2 separate regions of the Homo sapiens genome follow, and region 2 is linked to region 1. Evidence: chromatin loops called from intact Hi-C (ENCODE). Cell type or tissue: HepG2. All regions are shown on one strand. Each heading gives the region's core, and the rest is flanking DNA. Links, peaks and the distances in the headings are about the cores only.

What was found. Hi-C counts contacts between places; a loop is a spot of excess contacts. Peaks named below come from ENCODE experiments on the same cell type or tissue, not always from the same donor. Only the 100,000 strongest peaks of a DNase experiment are listed, where the experiment ranks them.
Region 2: a loop joins it to region 1, with 14 times the contacts of the local background. A loop is called at or near these places in 1 of 110 quality-filtered maps.

The regions. Positions count from the first base shown.
Region 1 is chr20:38,456,863-38,464,226 of GRCh38, reverse strand. No RefSeq gene overlaps it. Among named protein-coding and RNA genes, the nearest start is that of SNORA60, 11 kb to the right of the region's middle. In HepG2, for the core only: no CTCF peak of the experiment used is centred there; a DNase peak (open chromatin) is centred at 3,826; H3K4me3 peaks cover 317 bases.
Region 2 is chr20:38,272,347-38,279,710 of GRCh38, reverse strand. The region is part of intron 1 of LOC149684 (a long non-coding RNA gene); the gene reads right to left. Among named protein-coding and RNA genes, the nearest start is that of KIAA1755, 15 kb to the right of the region's middle. In HepG2, for the core only: no CTCF peak of the experiment used is centred there; a DNase peak (open chromatin) is centred at 3,680; H3K27me3 peaks cover 1,016 bases.

The DNA.
Region 1 (7,364 bases), core at 1,539-6,538:
GTATATATATAACAGTATATATATCAGTATATATATAACAGTATCTATATAACAGTATATATAAAATATATATATAACAGTATATATATAAAATATATATATAACAGTATATATATAAAAATATATATAACAGTATATATATAAAAAAATATATATAACAGTATATATATAAAAATATATATATAACAGTATATATATATAAAATATACATATAACAGTATATATATAAAATATACATATGACAGTATATATATAAAATATACATATGACAGTATATATATAAAATATATATATGACAGTATATATATATAAAATATATATATGACAGTATATATATATAAAATATATATATGACAGTATATATATAAAATATATATATGACAGTATATATATAAAATATATATATGACAGTATATATATAAAATATATATATGACAGTATATATATAAAATATATATGACAGTATATATATATAAAATATATATATGACAGTATATATATATATAAAATATATATATGACAGTATATATATATAAAATATATATATGACAGTATATATATAAAATATATATATGACAGTATATATATATAAAATATATATAACAGTATATATATATGAAATATATATATATAACAGTATACATATAAAATATATATATAACAGTATACATATAATATATATATAACAGTATACATATAAAAAATATAAATATATAACAGTATACATATATAAAATATATATATATAACAGTATATATATATAAAATATATATATAACAGTATATATGTAAAATATATATATAACAGTATATATATAATATATAACAGTATATATAAAAAATATATATAACAGTATATATATAAAAAATATATAACAGTACATATAATATATATAACAGTATATATATAAAACATTATATATATGAAACAGTATATATATGTAAAACAGTATATATATATATAAGACAGTATATATATATGAAAAACAGTATATATATATACATATATATATATATATATACTGCCCAGCCCATTTATTCCTGATACTGATGTGCTGGTATTTTTATATATATATATATTTATATATATTTATATATATAAATATATATATTTATATATAATATTTTATATATAATATATTTATATATAATATATTATATATAAATATATTTATATATAATATATTATATATAAATATATATAAATATATATTTATATATATATTTGTATATATAAAATATATATATATTTATATATATATAAATGTTAAAACCCTTGCCCCAAACAAAACAGGCTGGGTGCAGTGGCTCACGCCTGTAATCCCAACACTTTGGGAGGCCGAAGTGAGTCTAACACTTGAGCCCAGGAATTCAAGATCAGCCTAGGTAACATGGTGAAACCCTTGGCTGGGCATGGTGGCATGTGCCTGTGATCCCAGCTACTTGGGAGGCTGAAGCGGGAGGATTGCTGAGTGGAGGTTGAGGCTGCAGTGAGTTGTGATTGCACCACAGCACTCCAGCCTCGGCGACAGAGGAGACTCTGTCTCAAAATCAGCCAACCAAAGAAAGAAAAAAAAAAAGCTCCCCTCTCCCTCTCCCCTCTTTCCACGGTCTCCCTCTCCCTCTCCCTCTCCCCTCTTTCCACGGTCTCCCTCTCCCTCTCCCCTCTCCCCACGGTCTCCCTCTCCCTCTCTTTCCACGGTCTCCCTCTGATGCCAAGCCGAAGCTGGACTGTACTGCTGCCATCTCGGCTCACTGCAACCTCCCTGCCTGATTCTCCTGCCTCAGCCTGCCGAGTGCCTGCGATTGCAGGCGCGCGCCGCCACGCCTGCGTGGTTTTCGTATTTTTTTGGTGGAGACGGGGTTTCGCTGTGTTGGCCGGGCTGGTCTCCAGCTCCTAACCGCGAGTGATCCGCCAGCCTCGGCCTCCCGAGGTGCCGGGATTGCAGACGGAGTCTCGTTAACTCAGTGCTCAATGGTGCCCAGGCTGGAGTGCAGTGGCGTGATCTCGGCTCGCTACAACCTCCACTTCCCAGCCGCCTGCCTTGGCCCCCCAAAGTGCCGAGATTGCAGCCTCTGCCTGGCCGCTACCCCGTCTGGGAAGTGAGGAGTGTCTCTGCCTGGCCGCCCATCGTCTGGGATGTGAGGAGCCCCTCTGCCTGGCTGCCCAGTCTGGAAAGTGAGGAGCGTCTCTGCCCGGCCGCCATCACACCTAGGAAGTGAGGAGCGCCTCTTCCCGGCCGCCATCCCATCTAGGAAGTGAGGAGTGTCTCTGCCCGGCCACCCATCGTCTGAGATGTGGGGAGCACCTCTGCCCCGCTGCCCCGTCTGGGATGTGAGGAGCGCCTCGGCCCGGCCGCGACCCTGTCCGGGAGGTGAGGAGCGTCTCTGCCCGGCTGCCCTGTCTGAGAAGTGAGGAGACCCTCCGCCTGGCAACCGCCCCGTCTGAGAAGTGAGGAGCCCCTCCGCCCTGCTGCCACCCCGTCTGGGAAGGGAGGAGCGTCTCCGCCCGGCAGCCACCCTGTCCGGGAGGGAGGTGGGGGTCAGCCCCCGCCAGGCCAGCTGCCCAGTCCGGGAGGGAGGTGGGGGGTCAGCCCCCCGCCCGGCCAGCCGCCCCGTCTGGGAGGAGAGGGGCGCCTCTGCCCGGCCGCCCCTACTGGGAAGTGAGGAGCCCCTCTGCCCGGCCAGCCGCCCCGTCCGGGAGGGAGGTGGGGGAGTCAGCCCCCCGCCCGGCCAGCCGCCCCGTCCGGGAGGGAGGTGGGGGGGTCAGCCCCCCGCCCGGCCAGCCGCCCCGTCCGGGAGGGAGGTGGGGGGGTCAGCTCCCCGCCCCGTCCGGGAGGGAGGTGGGGGGGTCAGCCCCCCGCCAGGCGAGCCGCCCCGTCTGGGAGGGAGGTGGGGGGGTCAGCCCCCCGCCCGGCCAGCCGCCCCGTCTGGGAGAGAGGTGGGGGGTCAGCCCCCTGCCCGGCCAGCCGCCCCGTCCGGGAGGTGAGGGGCACCTCTGCCCGGCCGCCCCTACTGGGAAGTGAGGAGCCCCTCTGCCCGGCCACCACCCCGTCTGGGAGGTGTACCCAACAGCTCATTGAGAACGGGCCATGATGACAATGGCGGTTTTGTGGAATAGAAAAGGGGGAAAGGTGGGGAAAAGATTGAGAAATCGGATGGTTGCTGTGTCTGTGTAGAAAGAAGTAGACATGGGAGACTTTTCATTTTGTTCTGTACTAAGAAAAATTCTTCTGCCTTGGGATCCTGTTGATCTATGACCTTACCCCCAACCCTGTGCTCTCTGAAACATGTGCTGTGTCCACTCAGGGTTAAATGGATTAAGGGCGGTGCAAGATGTGCTTTGTTAAACAGATGCTTGAAGGCAGCATGCTGGTTAAGAGTCATCACCACTCCCTAATCTCAAGTACCCAGGGACACAAACACTCTGCCTAGGAAAACCAGAGACCTTTGTTCACTTGTTTATCTGCTGACCTTCCCTCCACTATTGTCCTATGACCCTGCCAAATCCCCCTCTGCGAGAAACACCCAAGAATGATCAATTAAAAAAAAAAAAAAAGAAAAACAAAACACAGTCTCTCTAGCAGATCTAAATAAAACATGACTTAAAACCTGATTTCCTTCAGCACCTCCAATGGAAATGGAACATATTTCACAAAGGTAAGGTGGGAAAAGATCTCATTCCTTTTCTTTGTGGAATAAAATATAATCTGTTCTGTGTCTGCATTGTACTGCACTAGTGGCTCATTCAATCTCAGTAGTTACTGGGGCTCTGATTCCCTCGGAGTGCTGCAAAAATCCTGGAGAAATGCCAAAGACACCAGGGAGAACTCTCTGAACTTCCGTCTAACCTGTGTAATGAGTCACACACTCCCTTACTGGTGGGAAGTTCTTTCCCAATGAAAGCATTTGAGGCTATAAATTTCTCCTATGTACTGTTTTAGCTATACATCATACAAGTTTTGATAATACAGTATTTTCATTACCCTTCAGGTCTGAGTATTTTTAACATTTGTTTTGTTTTTATTTAGACTTTACATTGTAGTGACATATTGCAGTCGTCATCTTTCCTTTTTTTTTTTTTTTTTTTTGAGATAGAGTCTTGCTCTGTTGCCCAGGCTAGAGTGCAGTGGCAAGATCTCAGCTTACTGCAACCTTCATCTCCCGGGTTCAAGTGATTCTCCCGCCTCAGCCTCCTGAGGAGCTGGGACTACAGGCACGCGCCACCATGCCTGGAAGATTTTTATAATTTTAGTAGAGACAGGGTTTTACCATGTTGGCCAGGCTGGTCTCAAACTCCTGACCTCAGGTGATCCACCCGACTCAGCCTCCCAAAGTGCTGGCATTAAAGGCGTGAGCCACCACGCCCAGCCCATTTATTCCTGATACTGATGTGCTGGTATTAATATTTGAGACTTGCTTTGCAGCATCAAAGTTACCACATTCTATGCTGTAGATGATATTTGTAAATATTGTAAATATGCAAACAATATTAATACATACCCCAAAGGTGCTTGAGAAAAATATATACATTCTCTCAGTGTGGGTAAAGATTTCTAAATATATATTTTTAAAATATCTATTAAAATCAAACCTATGTTCCAAATATTACGGTACGAAAAGGGAAAAATAAGAATTTCACAGCAAAGAAGTCTGGCAGTCACCACCTTAACCAAGTGATCAAGGTTAATGTCACTGATCATGAGTCACATTGATATAATGTACCCCCCATATGATGTGATGAGAAGGGCATTTCACCTCTGGAGTATTCTTCCCAGAAACCCGTAGCCTCCAGTCTAATCATGAGAAAATGTTAGGAACACCTAAATTGAGGGCCGGGTGTAGTGGCTCATGCCTGTAATCCCAGCACTTTGGAAGGCCAAGGTGGGAAGATCCCTGAGGCCAGGAGTATGAGACCAGCCTGGCCAACATGGTGAAACCCCGTCTCTATTAAAAATACAAAAATTAGGCCGGGTGAGGTGGCTCACACCTGCAGTCTTAGCACTTGGGAGGCCGAGGCGGGTGGATCACCTGAGGTCAGGAGTTCAAGACCAACCTGGCCAACATGTGAAGGCCCATCTTTACCAAAAATACAAAAATTAGCCAGGTATGGTGGCGCACGTCTGTAATCCCAGCTACCCAGGGGGCTGAGACAGGAGAATCACTGGAACTCAGGAGGCAGAGGCTGCAGTGAGCTGAGATCCCGCCACTGCACTCCAGTCTGCATGACAGAGGGAGACTCCATCTCAAAAAAACAAAACAAAATACAAAAATTAGCCGGGCATGGTGGCACGCACCTGTAGTCTCAGCTACTCGGCAGGCTAAAGCATGAGTATCGTTTGAACCTGAGAAATGGAGGCTGCAGTGAACTGAGATTGTGCCACTGCACACCAGTCTGGGCAACAGAGCAAGACTCCATCTCAAAAAAAAGAAAAAGAAAAAGAAAAATCCAAATTGAGAGACATTCTACAAAATATCTTACCAACACTTTAAAACTGTCAAGGTCATGAAAAACAAAGGAAGACTGAGAAACCATTCCAGATGGAGGAGATTAAGGATACATAACTAAATGTAATGTGCTATTCTGCATGGCAGAGAAAATGGACATCAATGGGAAAACTGGCGAAATCCAGATAGAGTCTGTGGTTCAGTTAATGGTAATGTATCAGTGTTAATTCCTTAATTTTGACAAATGTGTCATGGTTACATAAGATGCTAATATTAGGGGAAGCTGGGTGAAGGGCATATGGGAACTCTATGTACCAGGTTTTAAATTTTTCTGTAAATCTGAAGTTATTCCAAAATAAAAGTTTTATGTAAAAAAAAAATAGCTGCTCATGGCAGGGCGTGGTGGCTCATGCCTGTAATCTCAGCACTTTGGGAGGCCAAGACTAGCGGATCACGAGTTCGGGAGTTTGAGACCACTCTGGTGAAACATGGCGAAACCCCGTCTCTACTAAAAATACAAAAATTAGCCAGGTGTGGTGGTGCACGCCTGTAATCTCAGCTACTCGGGAGGCTGAGGCAGGAGAATAGCTTGAACCCGGGAAGTGGAGGTTGCAGTGAGTGGAGATTGCACCACTGCAATCCAGCCTGGGTAACAGAGCAAGACTCCGTCTTAAAAAAACAAACATCAATCTGTTTAATCTTCACCACATCCCTCTATAGGAGGTCACTGAGGCGCACAGAGTTTAAAACTTGTCATCAAAGTCACCCAGTTAAGTTGGACCAGATCTGTGACTCCAAAGCCAGTGCTCACACCACTCCGGGCTGCATGCCAGCCACACCAACCACCGTTGAGCTCCTCCCTGCATCCTCCACGCAGCTTTTGGATGTGGACCACTCTCCTCCTTTGCTCAGTTAAGTCTACTTCCCTGACTCCCAAGAGGTCAGGTGCCCTATTTACTCTTGCAGCACCTTTCCCTCTTCCTCTGTAGAATTTCTCAGAGTTTTTAACAATTTATGCATCTTGTTTATCTTGATGAAATTATGAGCTAACAAATGTCTGTTTTCACTGGCGTGCATTCACAGTGCTTAGCACAGAGGCCAGCACTTAGTAAACAGGTAGTGACTGACTGAATAACAAACGCTGGGTACACTAAAGTTAACTCCAGTAGGATCTGTGTTAGAGAAGCACACCCAGGACTCGGTGTCTTGCCTCCAGAAGGCTCTGGAACATGAGGCAGGATTCCATCAGGCATGCCTGATATATACCTCGCCCTGCTCTGCCAAGATGGAGGAGAGGGGATACCAGAGAATGGGGGATCCAAGCTGGAGCAGCTTCATTAAGCCCCCACAAGATGCAGCAGCCTTCCTGTAAAGGAGGCATCCTTGAACCCCTTATTGTCTAAATCTATGATGTCCAGTAAGATAGCTACTCGCCATATGTGGCTACTGAGCACTCTAAATGTGGCTAGTCTAAACTGAGATGTGCTGTATGTATAAAATATATACCAGATTTCAAAGATTTCATTTGGGGAAAAATCTTATTAATAACTTTTAATATTGGCTGGGCAAGGTAGCTCATGCCTGTAGTCTCAGCACTTTGGGAGGCCAAGGCGGGTGGATCATTTGAGGCCAGGAGTTCGAGACCCGCCTGGCAAACATGGCAAAACCCCATCTCTACTAAAAATACAGAAATTAGGGTAAGGTGGCACATGCCTGTAATACCAGCTACTTGGGAAACTGAGGTGGAAGGATCACTTGAACCCAGGAGGCAGAGGTTGCAGTGAGCCAAGATCACACCACTGCACTCCAGCCTGGGTGACAGAGCGAGACTCTGTCTCAAAATAATAATAATGATAATTTTTAATATTAATTACGTGTTGAAATAACAACATTCTTTGATGTAATGGGCTAAATAAA
Region 2 (7,364 bases), core at 714-5,713, 180 kb after region 1:
ACATTTGCTCATGGTGCCTAAACCCAGTGCCTGAATAGGGCCCTGCATATAGTAAGCACTCAGCAGGTGCAATAAACTTCTTGCCTCTTCCTGCCACACAAATCTGGGCTCCTGCAACACTGAACTGCTTTTTGCTGCCCACCCACACCGCTCTTACCTCCAAACCTCTGCTCATGCTGATCCTCCTGCCTGGAGGGTCCTTCCTCCTTTGTTTTTCAAATTTTCATTTAATTAAAAAAATTATTTGTACACATATTTTCCAGAGATGGAGTCTCACTCTGTTGCCCAGGCTGAAGTGCAGTGGCACAATCATAGCTCACTGAAGCCTCAACCACCTAGACTCAAGCCATCCTCCCACCTCAGCCTTCCAAGTAGCTAGGTGCACACCACCATGCCCAGCTAATTTTGTATTTTCTGTAGAGATGACGTCTTGCTTCTCTGGTCTCAAACAAACAAGTTCAACCAACTCCTTCCTCAGGCTGGTTTCAAACTTCTGGCCTCCCAAACAACCTTCAGCCTCAGCCTCCCAAAGTACTGAGATTATAGGCATGAGCCACAGTGCCTGGCCATTTGCATAGATATATTCTATGGCTCCTTTAGGATTCTGCTTGTGTTATCAGCTCCCCTAGGCATCCCTCCCTGACCACTTCCCCTCTGCCTGGTCAAGTACCCTTCCTGGGCTCCTGTGGTATCTCAGACATCTCAATTGCAGTACTTGTCACTGCACTTTTGAAGGATGTTTGTTGTATACATGCTTGCTTATTGTGAGCATCTTGTGAGCCAACTCCCGCCCTGCTAAACCCTTGGCAAAGGGCCGGAAGTAGTCAATGCTGAGTGAATGTTTTTATGAATGAATGAATGAATGAATGAATGAATGAATGGAGTTAGCTTAGGTTTAGCCATAGGTCTTATTCAGTGACCCTGAGCAATCTCTGTCCCTCTCTGGGCCCCAGTTTTTCTCAATCTGTATAGTCAAGCTGGGTCTAACTAACCATCTGTGTTTATTAACACTGCAATTCTGCTCCTAGCCCCTGGGGTTCTAATCCTATTGGGGGAGGCAGATGTCTGCCTGGATTGCACCCCCATGGATCATTCTGATGTTTCAACAGCTAGATCCATGAAGACCCATTCCCACTCCGCAGACCCGAGACTCTGCTTTATAAGAAACCAGGTGAAAGCAGCACGTGTAGGCTCCTGGAGGACAGTCTTGGAGGACTCCCTGGGATGGGGGAACACAGGCAGGAAAAAAAGTGACCGCCTCCAGCTTACCCCCTCCCCTATCAGGGCTGCGGACTGAAACGGGGAAGAAAAACAAGCACAGCTGCACAGGACAATTTAGCCCTTTCACCATGACTTAAGCTCCCAGCCGCCTGTTGCGTGAGGCCGCAACATGACCCCGGCCCCCTCCGTGGCGCCACCGCCATAGCATCTGCCCAGTTTTGTTCATACCGTAAGGAAGAGGCCTGGGGTGTCCTTGGGTAGCCCCAGAGCTCTGAAGTGGGGCCATAGAGGGAAAGGGGCCGTCCCTGTGGGAAAAGAGGGAGAGGAAGCTAGAATGTCGGGGAGGGAGACATCTCAGTGCTGAGAATCCAGGGATGGGAGGAAGCTGAGCTAAGCTGTGGCTATTTGGGGTGTGTGTGGTTTGGGGAGCCCCTCTACTATTTTTTTTTTTTTTTGCAGCTGGACCACTGTAAGGGGATGTGGGCAAATTGTACAAGCCCTCAGGGTCCCCCTTACCTTCTCTGTGAAATAGGTGTGGTAACTCTGTTGATGCTGTGAAGAGGCCAGTCAGGTATTTGCCCCTCCCAGCATGCTGTGTGGCCCTGGAGAAGACAGTTACTCTCTCCCTGAGGACATCTTTGCAAGGCAGGTGGGGGCAGAATAGAGATGTCTAAGGCAGCCTGTATCTGAAGCGCCCCATCCTTACACAGCATATCAAGAGTATGTAGCATTAACACAATTTATTACTGTTGATATTGGCCTTGATCACCTGGCCGAGGTCATATTTGTCAGATTTCTCCACGGTAAAGTTACTCTTTCTCCTCTTTCCCATACTGTAACTTTTGGAAGGAAGTCACTATGTGCAGTCCACACTTTAGGAGTGGAAGTTATTTATTTATGCTGTGTCTTCTTGGGGGTGAAGTATCTACATAAACTATTTGGAATTCTTCTGCACAGGAAATTTGCCTAATCTCTCACACTTACAGCCATGTGCTGCATAATAACACTTCGGTCAACAACGATGGTGGTCCCGTAAGATTATAATGGAGCTGAGAAATTCCCATTGCCTAGACCTTCCGGTAGGACAAGATGTGGAGGTGATAGGTAGTGGTACTGATGATCATGATCCAGTGTAGGCCTAGGCTAATATGTGTGTTTGCATTTTTTTTTTTTTTGACATGGAGTTTTGCTCTTGTCGCCCAGGCTGGAGTGCAGTGGTACAATCTCGGCTCACTGCAACCTTCGCCTCCTGGGTTCAAGCGACTCTCCTGCCTCAGCCTCCCAAGCAGCTGGGATTACAGGCCTGTGCCACCACACCTGGCTAATTTTTGTATTTTTAGTAGAGATGGAGTTTCCCCATGTTGGCCAGGCTGGTCTTGAACTCCTGACCTCAGGTAATCCACCAGCCTTGGCCTCCCAAAGTGCTGGGATTACAGGTGTGAGCCACCGCACCCGGCCTGTGTTTGCAGTTTAGTTATTTTTATTTTTTGTTTTAATTTTTAGCAACAAGGTGTCACTCTGTGGCCCAGGCTGGAAGGCAGTGGAGGGATCCTAGCTCACTGCAGTCTTGACTTCCTGGGTTGAAGCCATCCTCCTATATCAGCCTCCAGATTAGCTGAGACTACAGGCATGCATCACCATGCCCAGCTAATTTTTCTTTTAATAGATAGTCTTGCTATGTTACCCAGGCTGGTCTTGAACTCCTGGCCTCAAACTATCCTCCTGCCCTCAAACTATCCTCCTGCCTCTGCCTCCCAAAGTGCTGGGATTATAGGCACCAGCCACTGCATCTGGCCTTCCATTTTAGTTTTTAACAAAAATGTTTAAAAATTAAAACAAATTTAAAAATAGAAAAAAGCTTATGGAATAAAGATATAAAGAAAGAAAATATTTTTTGTACACTGGTTTAATGTGTTGGTGTTTTAAGTTGCTATTACAAAAGAGTCAAAAGTTTTAAAAATTAAAAAGTTTAGAAAGTAAAAAAATTTACGGCTAAGTTTAATTTATTATTAAAGAAAGAAAAATATTTTTAGGGCCTGGCACGGTGGCTCACGCCTGTAATCCCAACACTCTGGGAGGCCGAGGCGAGTGGATCATCTGAGGTCATGAGTTCAAGACAAGCCTGGCCAACATGGTGACACCTCACCTCTACTAAAAATACAAAAATTAGTCAGGCATGGTGGCGGGCATTTGTAATTCCAGCTACTCGGGAGGCTGAGGCAGGAGAATCTCTTGAACCCAGGAGACGGAGGTTGCAGTGAGCCGAGGTTGTGCCACTGCACACCAACCTGGGTGACAAGAGCGAAACTCTGTCTCAAAAAAAAAAAGAAAAAGAAAAATATTTGTATAAATTCCATGTAATCTAAGTGTACAATGTTTATAAAGTCTACAGTAGGGTACAGTAATGTCCTAGGCCTTCACATTCACTCACGACTCACTCACTGACTCACCCAGAGCAACTTCCTGTTTTGCAAGCTTCATTCATGGTAAGTGTATGTTAATGGTTCCTTTTGTATATTTAGATACACAAATACTTACCATTATGTTACAATTGCCTGCAGTATTCAGTACAATAACACAGTGTACAGGTTTGTAGCCTAGGAGCACTAGGCTATACCATATAGCCTAGATGTGTAGCTGGCTATACCACCTAGGTTTGTGTAAGTACACTGACGTTCACACAATGACGAAACTGCCTAACAGTGCATTTATCAGAACATATCCCTGTAACAATGCATTTATCAGAAAGCATCCCTGTCAATAAGGGACAAGTGACTGTTTATTTATGCACTCATTTATTTATATCAGTGTATGCTTTATTTTCTTGTTCAAGTTGTTCCATCCAGCTTTGGTCATTAGAAGCTCTTTCAGTTGTTTTCTGTGTCCCTTTCACATCCTTCCATCATTGTGGATTTCTTTGTTTTTTTAAGGCATTTTCTTATGATGCTCCAGGCTCATCTTGTACATTGTACATTTTCTACCCCAGTCCTTGCTTGAATCACCCATTTCTCTCTCTCTCTCTCTCTCTCTCTCTCTCTTTCTCTCTCTAAGACAGAATCTTGCTCTGTTGCCCAGGCTGGAGTGCAGTGGTGTGATCTCAGCTCACTGCAACCTCTGCCTCCCAGACTCAAGCCATCCTCCCACGTCATCTTCCTGAGTAGCTGGGACTACAGGCACATGCCACCACGCCCAACTGATTTTTGTATTTTTTGTAGAGACAGAGTTTCGCCATGTTGATCAGGCTGGCCTGAACTCCTGGGCTCAAGCAATCCACCTGCCTCAGACTCCCGATGTGTTGGGATTACAGGCATAAGCCACCATGTCCAGCCTGAATCAGCCATTTCTCCAGGGATCCCTGTTTTCTTTTACTGGAGAATGGAATTAGACACCAAAACCTGGATGTTAAGTGTGCTTGTTGCTACTGCAATGTCAGTGCTTCTAAGTGTTCTCAGCTGATAGAACAAGAAAATATATGTATATATGAACTTCTTTATATACACATACCTATAAACATTTCTGTATGCAACTATCTATCAACTTACCTATCTGCATTGGGAAGCTACTGTCTCCAAGTCAAATCCATTGCCACATGGATCATTCTAGTCCCTTGCTTGTTGGTAATCTCTCACTCCAACAGTGAGAAACCTCATCGTTCTTCTCTTGAGAATCAAATTGTCTGGACTTTGGCTAGTGGGAGCCCCTTTAAGTTGGCTCCTTTAGACTTGGCCTCATCATTCATTGAGTGTTTCCTTGCATTTTGACATGAGATGCTTCAGGTTCACCATTCACTTTCCCTGCCCAATCCTGGAATCAGCCATTTTTCTAAGGACACTAGTTCTGTTTAGTAGGGAATGATGGCATTTAGGAGACAAGATCTGGGCCCTGGGTGTGCTAATTGCTATAGGTATGTTGCTTTTCCCTGGTCTGCTCATATCAATGTCTCCAGTTAACACTCATAGCCATAGCCACAGATCCTTCCTCCACTCCATATTTTTGACTTCCTTTTCCCATAGTGAGAACGCTGAGTCCCAAAACATCAGCACATTTACTCATTTCTTCCATCATACAACACAGAGATAGTAGTTTTAGAATTATAACACTAAATACCTAGACTCCTGTGGTTACACTTACTTAAATTATTTTCTTTGTGTGGCTATATTATTATTTGACATTTAGTTAAGCTCATCTCTTTACTCTTTGTTTATAAGTTTACAGTTTACATTTTTATCTTTTTATTTAATTTTATTTTTGAGAATGTAAAATATTTGCATGGTTAAAAAGTCAAAAATCCTGTACAAATATATTCAGAGGAATCTCACTCCCATCTCTTTCTTCTCCATTGATATTCCCACTAACTTCTTATGAGTAACCATTTGCAATAAGTTTCCGATTTATCCTTCCTGGGTTTCTTTTGCATAATTATTTAAATATGTATGTAAATAAATAAATGTTTTCTTTTTTATTTTCTTAAAAGTTTGCATAGTATAGGTAGTCCTTTATTTTGCTTTTACCTTATTTTGTTGTTTAACAATATATGCTGGAAATCACTCCCTGTAGGTTTACAGAGATCTTCCTTCTTGCCTTCATGGCTGCATAACATTCTCTCATGTGGTACCATAGTTTATTCATCCAGTTTTCTACAGATGGGCATTTGTGTATTTTCAACATTTTGTATTATAAATAATTCCTCAATAAATAACCTTGCATACACATTTTTCATATTTGTGGAATTATATCTTTAGGATAAATCCTAGAAGTAAATATCCTGGATCAAAGAGTAAATGCATATCCTGTTTTGTTCTATATTACAAATTCCTTCCTAGAAGTTTTATTGCCAACAGGCATTATTGACAATTTATAAGAGTAGCTATTTGCTCAAAGCCTCACCAGCAGGTATTGTCAAGCTTTTGAAATTTTGCCAATGTGATAGATGAAAAATGGCATTTCAGTGCAGTTTTGATTTACTTAAAAAATTCTCATATGTGCCAGGCCCATTGTACATATGTTTCCCGAGGACATGTGTTGGGTCATTTCAAACAATACCAATATACTGGATCTTAGGGCTGACCTAATCCTATGGATGTTTGGTGGCTGTGGCTCTCCACCATGCCTTTGGGGCCAGCAGGGTCTCCACAGAGGGTCCCAGCTTCTCAATACCCTCCTCTGGTTCCTGAAGGCTACTGACCCTGCCCTGAGTCCCCCACCAGTCGAGAAACTGCTTCCTCCACACAAAGAAGACTCTGAGTGAGGAGGATGACTTGGCTTCTGAAAAATGCTGAAGTCTTGACCTCCTCCACAATTCTGAGGGCCAGCTGGGGCCGAGGAATGATGGAGCCAGGACCTCAGGGTAGGAAGGACTAGTATGAACTGCTGCTTGAGGAAGCTGGATTTGGAGACACAGGGCAGGCTGTCTCCCCAGGATGAGTGGTCTAGCCTCTGATGACCTCTTGGCTTCAAAACTCACTAACTCTCTCCTCCTCTGGCTGCCTGAATAACCTCCCTAAAGCTTAGAGATGACCAGGGATTACAAACTTCTTCTGGCTCTCCAGGCTCTGACCCTCTTTCCCAATGGGACTTCCTCCATTACCTAATGCGCTCTATATAAATCTATCCAGCCATCCAGATACCCAGCCATCCATCCATATTAGTTATCTATTGATGCGTAACATAACAAATTATTTCATAACTCAGCATCTGAGACAACAATAAACATTTATTGTTTCACACAGTTTCTGTAGATCAGGTGTTTGGAAGCAGCCTCACTGGGTGGTTGTAACTCAGGGTCTCTCATGAGGTTGCAGTCAAGCTGTCAGCTTGGGCTGCAATCATCTAAGGCTAGACTGGGCTGGAGAAGCTGCTTCCAAGGTGACTCACTCACATGGCTGGCAAGTTGGTGCCGGCCATTGGCAAGAAGAAGCCTCAGTTCCTCGCCACCTGGGTGTTTCCACAGGGCTGTTTGAGTATCCTAACAAAATGGCAGCTGGCTTTCCCCATAGCAAGCAATCCAAGAAACAGCCAGGCAGAAGCCACAGTGTCTTTTGTGACCTAGTTTCTGAAATCACAAGCTATTACTTCTTCTACATTTGGCTGTCTACAGGGGAGTCTCTAAGTTCAGCCCACACTGAAGGGGGCTCCAGAGTGTT